Regions from separate parts of the Mus musculus genome. Here all the other regions are linked to region 3. The links are chromatin loops, found by intact Hi-C in ENCODE. Cell type or tissue: gastrocnemius. All regions are shown on one strand. Links, peaks and the distances in the headings refer to the core of each region. The heading gives the core; the rest is flanking DNA.

What was found. A loop is a pair of places that touch in the nucleus more often than their neighbours do. Peaks named below come from ENCODE experiments on the same cell type or tissue, not always from the same donor. Only the 100,000 strongest peaks of a DNase experiment are listed, where the experiment ranks them.
Region 1: a loop joins it to region 3, with 1.9 times the contacts of the local background. A loop is called at or near these places in 9 of 42 quality-filtered maps.
Region 2: a loop joins it to region 3, with 2.0 times the contacts of the local background. A loop is called at or near these places in 9 of 42 quality-filtered maps.

Annotation. Positions count from the first base shown.
Region 1 is chr15:64,239,991-64,245,479 of GRCm38, forward strand. The region is part of intron 3 of Asap1 (ArfGAP with SH3 domain, ankyrin repeat and PH domain1); the gene reads right to left. Among named protein-coding and RNA genes, the nearest start is that of 1700010G06Rik, 71 kb to the right of the region's middle. In gastrocnemius, for the core only: no CTCF peak of the experiment used is centred there; no DNase peak of the experiment used is centred there; H3K27ac peaks cover 939 bases.
Region 2 is chr15:64,189,978-64,195,466 of GRCm38, forward strand. Asap1 (ArfGAP with SH3 domain, ankyrin repeat and PH domain1) reads right to left here. Exons shown (of 31, transcript NM_010026.3): 5 at 1,507-1,652. Among named protein-coding and RNA genes, the nearest start is that of Gm20717, 95 kb to the left of the region's middle. In gastrocnemius, for the core only: no CTCF peak of the experiment used is centred there; no DNase peak of the experiment used is centred there; H3K27ac peaks cover 765 bases.
Region 3 is chr15:64,308,819-64,314,307 of GRCm38, forward strand. It overlaps Asap1 (ArfGAP with SH3 domain, ankyrin repeat and PH domain1), which reads right to left. Exons shown (of 31, transcript NM_010026.3): 3 at 3,531-3,657. 1700010G06Rik (a long non-coding RNA gene) reads left to right here and starts at 5,300. Exons shown (of 2, transcript XR_003951590.1): 1 at 5,300-5,489. In gastrocnemius, for the core only: no CTCF peak of the experiment used is centred there; DNase peaks (open chromatin) are centred at 2,956, 3,259 and 3,992; H3K4me3 peaks cover 2,500 bases; H3K27ac peaks cover 2,330 bases.

The DNA.
Region 1 (5,489 bases), core at 1,240-3,739, 70 kb before region 3:
AAAAAGCATGAAAGATCTGTGGAGAAGCAAAAATCCTTTTACAATATATATATATATATATATATATATATATAAAATGGCATCTCCTTTGGAGGCAATGTAACTCACCTCTAATATATCCACAAGTGGGAGCAGATGGAGGTACAAAACATGATAGTGCTAACTAACATCTGTGAAGAAGAAACTGGGGAACATGACACCCCTACTAAGACCCAAGAAAGCTAGCAGACCCATGTCGTGTAATCATGTTCACACTGACTCCTTGACACTGAACACCTCCTTGACTGCAAAATGTAGAGTGGATTACTTCAGGGAGCACCAGGCCAAAGAGCAAGGAAGACTTGGCAACCCACATTCATCTTTCTACAATAAGCACAGAGGGGAAATATTAGCAAAGCAAACAACGGGCTCTGCCTATGATGACTTCCAACAGTTGACCTTCCTTGAAGGACTTTCAGACTCAAGAAAGGGAATGTAATATTCAACAAAGAATACTATCAAGGAAAAACTGGACCCAGTGCAGGACTGTGGGGACCAATGAGCACAATTCCACAAATGAAGAAGCTTACAAACTTCAGCCAAAATAAAATTATCTTATTCTTAGAAGCACTTCGGCTGGTCTACACAAAACCAAGGAAACTGCAATTGGAATCACATTTATTCAAGAGCCATTTGTATCATTTTCCTAAGGCATGAAGATAATTATGTTTAACTGCTAAAATACCCAGACAACTGTATCTCTGACCTCTTTGGGAATTTAAACAAACATGTTTAAACATGTTTTCTCCAGCTCTGGACAGGCAAGTATCCATGGTCAGTGCCAGGCTGGTATTCTAATAACATAAGAACAATAAGGCTCCTGTCTTCCATAGGCGACAGCCAGCCAGAATTTCCTTAATGACATCAAGTGCTTGTTTATGCCTACCAGGGAGGGTTCAGACCACTGCTTCCTGCTGAGTGCCCTGATGCTTAGTTCCAGCTAAGAAGAAGGAACAAGGCCCCAAATCAAGTAAACAGAAGAAAATACTGAGCTCAGAGCTTACTGGCAAAGAGATAGTATAATTTGGTACCTGTTCTCAATTAGAGAAATCACTGCCTGTTCAGGAAGTTTCTGAAATTCCTCTTGCTTTTTAGCTCCTAGTCTCTGGGAATCCACTGTATGACTGGTGTCATTTCCATCAATCTTCACAACAGACTTGCAAAGGAAAACTATCAACTATATTCTAGCTGAGGAAAACAAGGCTTGGAGATGACGTTTTCCATATGTGTCTGAACTAGATCACTTACCAAGGGTCCCTTCGTGGATACAAGGAGCTGTGGAGTTACATGTTAAAGCACATATAGTAATAAAAACAGATGCTCCCATTTTTCAAGCCATTTTATTCATGTTTTGTTTTGTAGGGATCACTTTAATTATGCTAGTCTCTGACATAATTGCCCCACTTCCACAGACACAAATAACCTTAATGTATGTTAGTTAGCTTTCTGTACTACAACAAAACATCTGAGGCATCAATTTATAAAGTAAAAAGGGTTATTTTTGGTCTACAGTTTGAGAGGATCCAGCTTACAATCAGCAGGCCCGTTGTGCTGGGCTTGTGGCAAGGTGGTAATATGTGAGGGGGCAAAACTGAACACCCCCTGTATAAAAAAGCAATAAAAATAAGAAGGGGTTCCAGTCTCACAACTCACTTGGAAAATCACTTGTCTCATGACCTAAGGACCGGGCTTATTTCCTGCATGGTTCACCACTTCCAAACAGCTCCATCTCAGGACCAAGGCTCACTCGAAGAACATTAGGGTAGAGTCAACATCAAAACTACAGCAACATGCTCACCATTATGAAATGACCCCTGGAACATTAGAGTAGATACCAACTTCTTCACACAATAAGGTATCCTGTCAGGGGAACACACTTATGGGGGTAATGCAGATAAAGGACCTGTAGAGATCAAAGGGCAAGCAAATGAAACAACAGGAAGATAATGTGCAAGGCCAGCCTGGATGGACCTTGAAGGAAGCAGTGCAGAGATGCTCAAGAGGTGCATGCCCTGAAACACAGGTCGACCAAATTTTGTTGAGTAAACCCACCAAACTCTGACAGGGATGCCCAAAAGTACAGCTATGGCAGCCTCACCCACAGAGCCTGGGTTCCTCTTTCTTCCCTGGTTCTAGTAGATTCTCATGACCCAAATATGCCTCCCTCCGTGAAACTTAGACTGATGCCCAAACCTGACCCAATCTACACGGACATAATAAAGGCTGCTTCAGTCCCTTTAGGGAGCTCCCAAGGCTGCTGGCACATATCTGACGATTTTCAGAGCCAAGCCACTCCCAGCAGTCCCAAACTGTTCAGTGATCCTCTGTGGACTGTTTCTTGCAACTTGTAGTTGGCTAGTAAGCTGATACCCGGCCTTCTTTGCTCTGTATCAAATCCTGCCTGACCAATTTTATTATCCTATCCTCTACATCCTCCCTTGCTATGACAGGCTGTCAAATCATGGAGATGTGGCTTGGATTAAAGGAAGTAAATGACGAGGCTCTGATGGGGTCAATGGATGATCCCATGAAGACCTTCACAAGTAAAGACAGTTCATCTTCTACAGACACCAGCTTACAAGGGAATTGAAAGTATGGGTTGCCAAGTTACCATTTGAGAAATCCAGTTATCGCAACACTTCCCTCGAGACCTGCCTGGACTGCAGCTAAAAATGAACCTCTGCATTTTGTACATATATGCCCTCCAGCTAGAAAAGAGGAAGACTGGTATGAAGAAGGAAACATGACAGGACAAGCTTAGAGTGGGTGTGTCAGAATCTCTTAGTGTTGGGAAACCCCTGACAAGACAAGGAATGACACCCAAGAAAATGCTGGGTGGAGAAATGGACAGCTGCTCACGTGCCCACATGGAATGCGATGGGTCCAATGGAATGATTACCTCAGACTTCAGCCAACTCGCCTCTACCGCCACACATTCCCACCCCAACACTGCAGTCCTCATTAAAGAAGGCCATTAATGAAGTCCCCTTTGTCCCCCAAGTGTCTGCACAGCCTCAGAGAAGAACAATAAAGAGTGGTGAGACACTATATAACAATGATACTATCCTCCTGTCTCCCATGGGGCCCCAACAAGAAAAGATGGCAGCAAAGAAAAAAATGGGAAAGGTGACAAATCACAGTGGATCAAGACAATTAACAAATGGCACAGATCAATGGGGTAACACTCACACCCTGACAAGGCAGCCAAAGCTCCCATTTTCCCAGCAGAAGGTGATCTGTTCATTACTTCATATTCTGGCACGGAAGCTCCCATATGGTTGATTTCTAAGGGGAAGCCTGACCATTCCTGAGTATTCTACAGCCTCTTGTTACATCCAGTGTTTACAAAAGGGGCAGTGAAGAAAGATAAAACTCCAGACCTTGTGAGTTGATTTGCCAAGGGCAGATCATACACAGATCCAGGAGTACACTCCTCCTTCTAGTGCTTTCTACAAAACTCTTAAGAGAAGACAGGCTCAGCTTTTGAGACCTATCTCCTACTTTTCCTCTCCCTTCCAGATGTAATCCACAAAGGCCACACCAGGTAATAGGCACAGAAATACAAAGGATGAATGCATGCATGCAGTCACTTAACATACACGAAGAGCCTGCATGTCAGGCTACGGGGCTATTTTGTAAACAGGACTTTCCCCATCTTCAAGTGCTTTGCAGACTGTCTGGATAGATGGATAATAAGGTGGAGTGGTCAGCTTTATAACCAAAGCAACCAATGATCTGCCTCCCTGCCCTCAAGTCTAGTCTAGAAGAAAGGGTTTCAGAAGGTTGAGCCATCTGAACTGGGCTTTACAGAGGAGATATACAAAGGGTAAGAAGGGGGGCAAGGTTTGCAAGTTCCAGGCTTTAAGTAACAGACCCCAGGGAAACATCCCAAAGGTTGACTGTGTCAAGACTCAGTTGCTACAAAATTCCTCTCCTAGTCCAGGTTCTTCTTCCACCCACAGTCTTCCATTTCTGTTGTGTACAAGTGTAGCTACAAAACTGCAAGACACTGATGGAGCATTTCTGAAATCTCAGTATGGGAACTTGAAATCCGCTACTGATTTTTCTGCATGACTATAGGCTTTTGTTTTTATTAGCTATTAAGGAGGGGATGCTATTACTTCATAAGGAAATGACATACATAGAGGAGATGTTTTCTTCTCTGAAGTGAGCAGCTCAGACAGGAGGGGTACTATTGCTTAAGGTATTTAGCAAGTCTACCAAGTGGGAGCAATGAGTCCTCACAGGCGGTCCTGCTCAATAATGGCAACTCTGTGGCTACACAGGAACATTCTCATTCCTAGGCTCATGGTCTTTGTATAATGCAGCCTCAGGGTCACTACCCATTACCCATCACTGGGCCAGTTTCCTTGGATGACTTTGATCAGTGATCATATAGCTCAGGAGACTATAAATGCCTCTAGCATAAGAAACTCCCATTGCCCTCTCTATTGGCACAATGCTGGATGTTTAAATACCTACAGCACACAAAGAAGAAAGAAAACAAATGAGCAGCTCATAGTTACTGAATGTACATCTAGCAATAATGCTGCAATGTCTTAGGAAGCAGAGATGACTAAAACAGATCTTCACAGCCACTAATGTTCTCTGCTTCCCTACATAAGCACCAGACAGACCGTCAGCTAACAGTTCATCTGTACTGACTCATGTTACATGCCTCAATCACAGTGAACGAGATGTAGGCATTTTGCAGACGATTAAATGAAATGAAAAAAAGCAACACTTCATTCATATACATGCATATACATATATATGTATAACACACACACTGTTACTGTAACTAAAGTCGTCCCTCCATCAGTCATCAACAGTGAGGATAACATTAGTCCATAGCCATAATGAACTGGCTTTTGCCCATGTGACAGTTCTGTGACTTGGAACTAATTGTCAACAGGCTCACAAGATTTTCAGAGTACCACTATAAAGCATGCAGTAATGTCCCAGTTACCTCCTCTGTATCATACAATGAAGTGTCCCTAAACACCATCCTTGGCCATGCATCACATACAAGCATCAAGTGTGATACAAGGCAAGACGAGCTGGACAGGTCAGGTTCTACTCCTCAGCTTCTCAGCTGTGTGGTGACACGTAACTCAGTATATGCACAGATAGCAGCAGCAGCCTTCATGTGGGGCTTGGGAAGGTGACAGAAGACAAGTCTAAGTTCTCCTCTATTTTGGGGCCACTGCTTTGATTCTGCTGTGGAAAGAACAACTGCCACAGAAATTTCATTTGATAGAACAGAATTTTGGTCGATGGAACAGAAAATTACCCAAACAAGTGTTCAGTCAGATAAAGGCCAACTCCACAAGTTACTTAAAGTCACATTCTAATTACTGAGACAAATTACAAGTGGTTCCTTGGTTTAACTGGGGAGAGAACAGAAGCTATTAAATGATCATGGATGAAACGCTAGAAGTTAAAAGGAT
Region 2 (5,489 bases), core at 1,240-3,739, 120 kb before region 3:
GCAGGTGGAGACAGAATGCCTGTCTCCAGGACAGGCACGGAGAAAAATATGGCAATAAATCCCATCGCTGTGCTCCCCTACCTCGTAAGACTTAGACTAGATCAAATAAAGCGCAAATGTGGCAGTTCTTACAGAAATATTTTCACCAAATCAACAATGTCAGGCTCAACAATGTGGATGCAGTTAAGATATGGTGATAGCCGGACACAGTGCTGGCCAAGAAACTCTCACTGCTGTCCATCTGCTCTGCCTTCTTGGGTCAGCATTTTTAAAGACCTTATATTTTAGGATTCTTCCTGCCATACACATTCTGTAAATCCTAAAACCTTTTCTTGAAGGTATGCAAAGGGTTGGCAGTGGGGTGGATTGTAAAAGGATATGCAGAATTAAGGGAGGCTCATTATTTCAAGAACCAAGACACACATACAAGTGAGGTACAATACAGGCAAGGGTGCATTTCCATTGCCTGTTCAGCACTGAAAGCATCCTTACTCTTTTAACCAGTTTACCGAAAATAAATATAAAAATAAAAAATAAATAAAAAAAAACCCAAAATCTGCACACACAGGGCCTGCACAGGTCTATGTCAGACGGAGTTAAGGAGCTGAAGGGACAAAGGGATACATGTCCCTATTCCTAGGCTAGAAGCTCTGTCAAGAGTCTCACTGAGGAAACAAGTCCCTCTTATGGGCAGGCTGCATGCCTAGCAATAGAGTAACAGAAGAGAGCGCTCATCGGCATGGGGGAGATGTCGGCATGGGGGAGGTACCTTGTCTAGCCATGTCATGGCAGGGCTTTTCCTTTTTTGTTTTTAAAATTTTTTTCATTTTAAAATTTACTTATATATATTTTCCTTCCCTCCTTTTACCCTACTGGTTCTTTGCTTGTGTCTTATGGCTTCCAGCTTACTGTTTTTATGGGATTCTTGAGTGTGCTAATGGATGTCTCACTATCTATACCTGTCTTGGGCTTTTCTTGGGCTCTTGTCCTTCTCTTTGTTTTGTCCTACTCCAGTGACATGTTAGTTGTTTTTTTTTTTTTTTTTTTTTTTTGCTTTATTTTATTACTATCTCTTAGAAGCCTATTTATTTTCTAATGAGAGTCAGAAAGGGGGTGGATCTAGATGAGAGGGAGGCAGGAAGGAACTAGGAGGAGTAGAGAAAGGGGAAACCATAATTAATATATATTGTATGGAGAGAAAAACCTATTTTCAATAAAAGGGAAAAAATAACATCTGCTAACAGTTATCTTAAAACAGTTAACAGTGGTAGAATGTAGAAGACAGTCACGTGGTTCCTCTCCCTTCAAAATAGCCACCATGCTGTTGGCTGGGCTAAGGCTACCAGGCTAGAAATGTTACTCTGAAGCCTGTGGAGACCACCACCTCTGCAGGACTGCGCAGCCTCTGCTCTCCACTCTGAGGCCCGAGGGTGGAGGCGAGGAGCAGAGGACTGCTCTCTGTAAGCCCGGTGAGCCCAGCCTGCTCCAGGAGGAAGCATGACTCACCAGATTTTTCAGCAGCGTGGACAGTTCCTTTGTGAGTGTAGAAAACTTGACAAAAGCGGTGCCAAGGTCAGGGTTGTCTCTGCTTAAAAAATTACTTCCAAACTTATCCAGAACTTGTGCATAGTTTTCTTCATTTTGTACATGATCTAAAAAGGAAGGAAGCAAAAAAGGAGTGTGAGTGGTTATTTGCCGCAACGAGGGCTTCTTCTGAATGTGGATCACTGGAACCTCTTAAAAGGAAAGCAGAGAAAAACAGCATCAATTATTTACTGAACACGTCCAGAGGCTGGCAGTACACTCAACGCTCTTCTCTTCTGAGACAGGGTCTGATGTATAGTTCAGGCAGGCCTCAGGCTTGCCACCTTTCTGCTGGTGCCTCTCTTATGCTGTGATTACAGGTGTGAGCCACCACGCCTGGATGGCATTGGTGCTGTCTATCTGTCTGTCTGTCACTGACTCTTCAGTTATTTAAGGGAAAAATTCTTCCCACATTCACCAGCAATTAAGAAACTATGAAGAAATTTCTCATTAGCAAACTCAATCTTAAAATACAAAAGAAAACCTCACAAGAGTTTTAGCAATGTTTCCTGCTCTGCATCTAATCTTGACTCCTTTATTTTGTTTTATGCCCCAGGTCTACAAAAGGAGTCAAGATTAGATGTAGAGCAAGAGACATTTTATTTTTAATTTTTATTTTCTGGTGAAACCATCTCTAGGTACAAAGCCTGCATGCTCAGATCACAAAAATCATGAAAACAACTTCTACACTTTCTACCTTCGCTACCCCTCGCACTTTCTTTCAACTCTGCAGGAGCTGATGTGAAAGGCCCACAGCCTTTCTCAGTACATACGGGAACAGTAACTCTTACTCCTGTGAAATACCTTCTGTCCTGTTTTCCAGGCTATCCTGCTCTCTTCATCATCCTCTACCTCTACCTCATGGCTGCTCCTCCCCCTTCTCTGCTGCTTCCTCGCCTGTCTGACCTCATTGCACTAGAAAGCCCCTCTCTGTTACTGGTACTTTATATTATTTTTCCATCTATTCTTACTACCTTGAGATCTCAAGTCTCATCACTTTAAATGCTTTCCAAAAGTTTTAAGTTGGTATCTTGACCACTAAAACACAAATTGACACATCCAACCATCTATCTCCATTTGGATGCCCAAACAAAAGGCTACACTGGACCCCGTGGTCTTCTTCCGTCAGCCCTTTATCTTACTTAGGCACTGGCAAACAGCATTAGACAAGATGGAATTTGAAACCCGTCGACTCATACTTGGTTTTCCTTTCTCACACCCTGGGACCTCAGAGTGGCCACAGAAGGCCACTTACCACCGAGAAAGATATATACCCCAATCTGAGAATTTCTCATCACCTCATGCTAATCACCGCCTACCCAACATCACCTCTTTGTTCTGGTCTCTTGAGCATTGCTCTTGCTTTGTTACTAAAACAGCACCCTGTATGGCTCTATTAGGTTATACAACAGATGTTAACTCCCACCACACATGCCCTTCATGAAGGACTGCCAGGCTCACCATGATCTTCACAGACATGGAGAGAAGTCTACCGGGGACTGATGCATGGCAGCTGGCTTGCCTGGTGACTGCGTTGGAGGTGGTATTCATGTGCCAGCTTTTTGTTCTGCCTTTGTGTGGAAGCCCACAGCACATGCCTAGTATTTACTACATGAACGAGTAAACAAGTCTGTGTCAGAGTCTTAAGGCTTTCCTCAGTCAGAAGGAACCGTCCTTGCCTGTAAGTCCTGTACTTATGCACGGTTTCCCACATCATCTGTGCACATGCATATTTTCCCTTAGGAGGCAAGGATTGCCTCTGTCACCTCTGTATCCCTCACTCAACAGACAACACTGGCGATTTTCCGGGGAGCTGGACTTAGGATATTAGGGCTTAATGAGAATTCGTTAAGTCCTCTGAAATTTCTTAGGCTGTTTATTCCCAGCTATTCAACAATGGAATGCTTTACTTCAAACCTTCTTCAATAACTGTATAAGAGCAATGGCCGTTCAAGAAATGAAACAGCAGCCTGGGGAATAACGGGCAAGAAACATCGCTGTCATCCAGTGAGACCAGATGAAGCTCCCAAAGACTTCTGCTCATCACAGCATTAAAATTCATGATGCCTGCAGTGGCGATAAACATTTATGACTGCGATATTTTTAAAAGATAAAACACATCTCTGGTTAAGCCTCAGAAAAATAGAAAGACCATCTCAGCTCAACAATAGGCACATCTGCCCCAAAGCATAGATCTACCTGGGTCATAGACGCCCACACCCCACTGAGACTCCCACCTAATGCTTCTGCTTCTGCAAGCCAGTGAGAAACAATGAAGTCCATTTCAACGCTCCAGGGGAGAAAGCACCTCAGCATTAGGTGGGATACACTGGCACACAGGCTTGCTCTTTGTTCCCTTGAAGTCATAGAATGAAATGTGTAGAGATGTGTAAATTATTAGAGTATCTGCTACTCACTACCCAGATTTAGAAAGGAATTATTACAAATTGGTTCTAGAATCCCTTCCTAGGCATCTCATGAAACTGCAATCGCTTCTCTTCCTCCCCTGACATCTATTCCCCTGAAATATAACTTCATGAAGAGTTAGCAAGAATTATGAGAAGCCTGGCAGATGAACAATGGTGACTCACTGAGAAATCAGATGAACTGAGCAGAGCTGGGTCATAGGAGGAGGGTATTGATGTGTGCTGAGAATGTTCTCTGGCCTAACCGTTCTCTCTGTGACACTCTGTATTTCCTCCTCACCAGATCTCTGCAGAGTGTGATAGATGAGAGGCTGAAAGCCAGAATGGATAAGTCAGCAGAAGCTAGGTATAGATCCAGAAAACCTATATAGTCCCTGGGTGTGCATATGTATGCATCAGTAAGTGTTTGTTCAAACACAGTGAGATGTCATATATATACAGTATAGATACAGATATTAAAATATAGCAGTATAATAAGTTGAATTTGTGGATAATAATACTAAAGGGGGGAGTAGCATAAGCCCAAAAGAAGATGGCCATTGTTACCTGAGAGCTGTATGTAATATCTAACAGCACAGGAATAGGTCTCGCATTTTAAGTATCACTTAGCTTAGAGCATTATAAATCTATCAGAGACAGTTTACTGAAAGCACCCTCCCTGCAGCCCATTTGCCCTCACGAAATACCTCTACCTCGATATAAAACCAAGAGCTTTCCAAGACTTTTTCAATATGTAACAAGTCTGAGAGGCAGTAATACTGCTCTGGGGAGGAAGTATCACAGGCAGAGGCAGAGGGAGACCGTATTTGAGGACAGTCGGCCAACTAAATGTGCTATCGCTTTAGGCATACAGGAAAGAAGAAAAATATAAAGGTTTTAGCGAACACCATCACAGACATAGCTTTGTAACTAAAGAGACAAACTAAACTCACAAAAGCCTCATCGCTCCAAGAGATGAGGGAGTATGAGAAAGTTCTTTTATAATCTGCACTGCAGAATTAGAAATAACAAGACAAGAGGTAGCAGCCTTGGGCTTCTAAGACAGTGACTTGTGGGAAGGAAGAGGCTAAGTGTAGAGACGATTTTGGTGAAGCTCACAATTTATAGGTCTTTTGGGGAGGTGCATAAGCTTGAAAAGCTGGAGCCCCCATATACATACTAAATCAGCCCCTTCCCTGGTGATTTGTATCTCTGGCAGTCTTGTTTGCAGGTCCCAGTCACTGAATGGAGCTTAGAGGAAAAGCTCTTCCCTGCTCAAATGCAAAATCTAAAGTGCGATGAACCTTCATTCAATGCCTGTGTGACATTATCTTGGTCAAGTGGCCTTCTCTAAGCCACACCTGCAAAATGGAGACATCAATGGCATTTATCTCAGACAGTTAAGCTATTGGAGGTTAGCATGAAAGCACAGTAAGTATGTGATGACATCAGAGTGATGTCACTGCCCACCCCGCTCTCTGTAGCACAACTGGTCTTTTA
Region 3 (5,489 bases), core at 1,957-4,456:
CTCCCAATCTTTAAAGAGAGAATGCATCTCAGCATCTTGGCCCGTATTCCTACAATGCATGCATTCTCAAGAAACCCTTGTCTTCTAGCCACTTATCTATAACTTGTAAAGGGTCGCAAGCAGAACAGCATATACTAGAATGCTCTGGTTCCTGAATAAGCAAAGGATTGGCTGTGTGCTTGGAAACCACTTACAGGCTAGGATGAAACCTTAGCTGAATCCCAGCTGATCCATTCCTGCCTCTTAAAGGCAGCCACTGGTGTCCCAGCCAAACCATTACTTGCCAAACCATATGTGTCCCTCAGCCCTAAAAAGGAAGCCTTGAAGTAAGCTTTTAGCCTCTTCATTCTATGTATATCTGATTCATTTCCCAAAGTGCATGTCCCAGGGGGCTTTAAATATAAATATCAGCATCTGCCCCACATGGTGTACTGTTTGACAGGGAGACACAGTGAAAGGGGAAAGTGCTAACCCCAAATGAATCAATTTGGTGTTCGAAGCTTGGCGCTCTAACAGGTTTCCAGTTAAGCCCCATGTGTGTTAATTAGTAACATAAACAGCAGATAAAGTCACAAATAAACAGGAAATTCTTAACTATCAGAACTAGGAAAAGACTTGCTTCTAAACAATAGTCCAAGCTACCCAAATTACTCCCTATTCTAGAGTGTCCACATCACCAAAAACAAAACAAAACAAAACAAACTACCCAAAAATTCTATTTCTAAGAATAACCACAATAACACAAGCCAAATTCTTTCAATTTCCAAATCTCTCACTTGTGAAGAATATGCAAACATTTCCTGATATTTTCACAAAGTTTTCCTTCTATTTTGGGAGCAGTAATCCCCCTGCCACCCTCCCCCCATTACAATGATATATTTTTATTTTGAGACAGGCTCTTCCTATGTATTCTAGGCTGGGAACTCACAACCCTCTGCTCAGTCTCTGAGTGCTGGCCGCATGGTGTGTGGCACGTCTAGTGCAGGTCCCTGCCCTAGCATTTTATGAAATAAGGTCTTGCTGTGCAGCCCTGGCTGGTCTAGAACTCATTAGGAAGTCCAGGCTAGCCTCAAGCTTGATCCTCCTGCCTCTATGGACCAACTGATTGGATTACAGGTATGTCCCACTACCCAGCCTAATTTTGAAGAACCAGGTTGGCATCTACTGAGGATGTACCTTCAGCTGTGTTATGATCCAACAGTAAGAAGCTAAAAAGACGTTTCATATAAAGAAGAGGTCACCATACAAAGTCAAACCAAATAGACTATGATTCAAGGGTTAAAAAAGTACACAGTGAGGAAAATGATTTCTTAACCAAGCCTGTACTCAAGTTTAGAAAAAGAATGACAAAATTCTGGTATCAATTACTCTACATGCTTTAGGGACAAGAGTATATCAATGTATTCTAATATGTCACTTTTGAACTTTCTAGACTGGTTCTAACTCTTTCTCAAGCCCAAAGGCCTATTCTTCTACCTAAGCTCAAACACACACACACACACACACACACACACACACACTCACACACTATCTCTCTCTCTCTCTCTCTCACACACACTCTCTCTCTCTCACACACACACACACACTCACACACTCAAACACACACACACACACACACTCACACACTATCTCTCTCTCTCTCTCTCTCACACACACACACACTCACACACTCTCTCTCACACACACACACACTCACACACTCTCACACACACACACACACACACACTCACACACACTCTCTCTCACACACACACACTCACTCTCTCTCTCTCTCTCACACACACACAGGGTTGGGGGCAGATACTTATTTGACATTAACTATTCTAAAAAAAGGTGCTTCAATATGCAAATATCCCCCACAAACAGCACCCCAAACACCCTTATCATCTGCTGCACAAACAGAATACAGTAACACTATCTGAGTGTGCAGAAAGTTACAGTAACTGACAGCTCTATTAGCAGACAGAGAAGAAGTTATCTGGCAGAAAAATAACCCCACAGCCTAATCAATGTTAAACCCTTTAGAGGCATATCCAGTTAGAAATGGAAAAAGATGACCACACACTCCTAGATGAGCAAATTTGTCAGCTTCTTCCAATTATATGAAGGACAGAATCACTTTGAGGTTGAATGCCTGGCTACTCTGCTTAATCCCTGATATTAACCGTCAAGCAACTGACAGGTCACAAGGGGGAGGGGTATTCACTACCTCTGCCTTTCAAATACACTTAGGTAGGTAGTATTTCTCCATCCACTTGAACATTCATTTCCATCACTCAACAATGGCTCCAGAGAAAACTCTAAAAACAACCCTTCCTGGAATTAAACAGACTAGTTTATAGCACCTGGCAGGTGGACAAGATGGGACAAAGAAATCTCCCACCCCCTAACATTTCCATCTCTTATGCATGCACCCAAATACCAGTTCTCCATACATCAAACAACTTGACTACCACAGCCAGTTCCAGGCAGAACTTCAACATTCCCTATATTCCCGAGGGCTGGTCCCTAGCCGCCCTAAATAAAAAAAAGAGCTCCCTGAACCTCAAATAAACCAAGTGTCTAATTCCCATGGGGGAAACCCTCTTCCTGCCTATACTGTCGTGTTCAGCCAAGACAGGCCAAGCTGCTTAGGATGGGAATATTTTGTGGCACTGAGAAAGTGTGCTGAGTTTCTGGGAAACTGCCTTATTTTCACTGCTTTTTCACTGGCTTGTTTGTAGCTGTAAATATGTGCTTAAGGCGTTTCTCCTCACCCACCCCACGCTCAAGATTTAAAAGAAATAGCTTTGCCCTTGCCTCTGCCCCTGGACATCTATCCGTTGGAGGGTCCTGATAGGCAGAGCTGTTCTTTCCGCAGCTTCTGGTCCCATCTACCAGTCTGATCAGCTCTGCAGACTGCATTGAGTGTCCTGCGGATCTGGTGCAGCAGAGCCCTAGAGAACCAAAGCCACTGGAGCAAGGGGCGCTGGGCGGGGATCCGTTTTGTACAGACCTCCTTCCACTGGGCTTTTGCTCACTTTAGGCACAGGGGACTAGCAGACACAGGCCCAGGGATGGCAACAGTCTCAATTGAAGTTCCCTTTTATTCCTTTGGGGTTTTCCACCAGCCCTTATCTCTACAGCTAAGCCTGCCTGGCCCCGCTGGGCTGCGGAGAAGTGCATTCACGGCCCATCTCCAAGTCTCTGGCTGGTGACCTTGGCCAAGCAGCCTCGCCTTTCTGCCCTCGGTGGCCTGACGCCACGTACTTCGTGGGTTAGGAAAGGGTCACAATGATGTGGAAGCGCTGAGCAGACTGCCTGGCACCCAGACAGGGTGCAAGGCAGAGAGGATCTCTCTTCTACTCGGGTGTCCAGAGCTCGCTCAGTCCTTCCCCACTTCAGTTTCCCCGGCTTTCAAACCTGCAGGATCCCGGAAAGGGCTGCCAAGGAGGACCACAGGGGCCGGGGGCTGCCGGAGGGGGTGTGGCTCCCCGAGTCGCCGGGCTCCCCAGGGCCCCAGCCCACCCAGCTGCCAGGCCGCCGCCTACCTCCTCCAGCAGCGTGACGGTGTTCCTGCAGTTGTGCAGCCGCGTGGTGAAGCTGGACGTGGTGGGCGAGTTGTAGTCCTCGGTGGTCTCGGCGATGAACTCGGACACGGAGATCTGGTCCGGCATCCTGCCGCGGGAGGGACGAGACACAAGCGGGGGCGGGCGTGAGTCACGGCGCAGGCTCCCGGGGCCGCCGGGCGGCTCATGAACGCCACGCGCGCAGCCCGACCCGCCGCGGCGCCCGGCCTGGCGCGCGAGGAGTGGAGCGGAGAGGAGCGGAGCGAGCGGCGCAGCGCCCTTCAAACTGCAAGCGGCGCGCGCAGGCGGCCGGGGACGCGCCTCCCCGAGCGCACGCAAGGGGCGGCGGGGCGGGGCGGGGCGGGGCGCGACGGGGAGGGGCGGGGCTGGGCGGAACGGACCGCTCCGGTGGCGCTGACAAGCGGCGAGGCTCGACCGACTGGGGCGCTCGCTCCCGCGGAGCGGCGGGCGGCGCGCCCGCGCCAGTCACGGGGACAAACACGGAAGTGCTCTGCGCACGCGCCCCGCACGCCCCGCCCGCCCCTCTCTCTCCACTTACCCCCCCCCCCCGCCGCCCGGCCCTCGCGCGGCCCCCACCTCGCAGCCGCCGGCGCTGGTGCTCGTGCCCGTGGGGCTCCGGAACCGCGCCCCACGCACACACACACACACCCGGCCGCCCCCGGAGCGGTTACTTCAGCGAGCTGGTTACGCGAGCGTTTTTGCAAGAGAGGGACCAAAAAAAAAAAAAAAAAAAAAGTTGTTCGTGTTCTTTTTTAGTCCCGAGTGGGTGCAGGAAGCGAGGCCCGGAAAGCCGTCTCCCTTCTGCGCGGACCGAGGGATGGGGGCGCAGCCCTGCTGCCCTCTGAACGCCAATGCTGTGCCTTGTGCAGAGACAGGAAGGGTTGTTTTAAAATACTTTCATCTGTCCAGATGTATTTGGTTTTTTTTTTTTCTTCCCCTACCCCAGAGGACCGCCGAGCATCCGGAGATGCAAAAAGTATTTCTCAGGTGCAAATGCTCTTCACTGCTAAGCAGGAACTGACTTTCTTCTGAGAAAAGTACCAATTCAGCCCCAGCAAGATGTCTACTGTTGTTAGTCCAACATACCCATCTAATTTCTCACCACCGACTGGAAGATTTTGAGAATGGTATCAACAAAACCCACCTAGTCCTTGGGATTGGCCTCCAGGAGCCCTTGAAAGCGTATGACTGGCCTCCATTAAAGCCTGCTTTGGAAGGCAAGCCCTGTGGCCCACTCAGACCTGCCTGCATACCGTCCGATATAGCTAGCTAGAGGTTGTGTTCGCTGGCCTTTCTGGCCGCGTGTGGGTCGTGTGGCTCAGGGACCCACGGAGAGGGCTTGTCTTGAGTGAGGACCGGCAGGGAGGGAGGAGAAGACTGCATGTCAAGAGGAAAAGGTTCGCCTCACAAGCTGACAAATTCTGAGATGAGTGATGTCGGCAAGGGCCACATTCCTGCTGTCTTGGAATTTGCTTTGCAGCAGAGGACCAGACAAATAGGCAATACAGAGGAGGAGTAGGAGAAAATGACAGAGCCATACATAAACCATGGTCAGAGAAGGCTCAGTCAAAGTGTGCAGAATAGAATGGATACACCACTCGATACCCTGTTGGCTGGGAATCTTGGACCCCTAACTGCCTCCCATGAAAGTAGAAGACAGGGACCCTCATGGAGGAGGCTGAGTTCATGGATGAGGACTTGCTCTCTGCATAGGAAAAAATGGGTTAAAATGTGTGCTGTTTCTCTTCCTGGCTTGACCGAATTGGGTGTGCACTGTGCCTCCACTGCGGTTCCTACCAGTGCTCTCCAAGGCAGGGAAGTGTCTCCGCCTACTACAGGAAGAACTTGCTAAGGGAATGAGCATAAAGAAACACATCCCTGGCAAACTGACCTTTTAAAAAAAACTAGTGAATAAAGAGG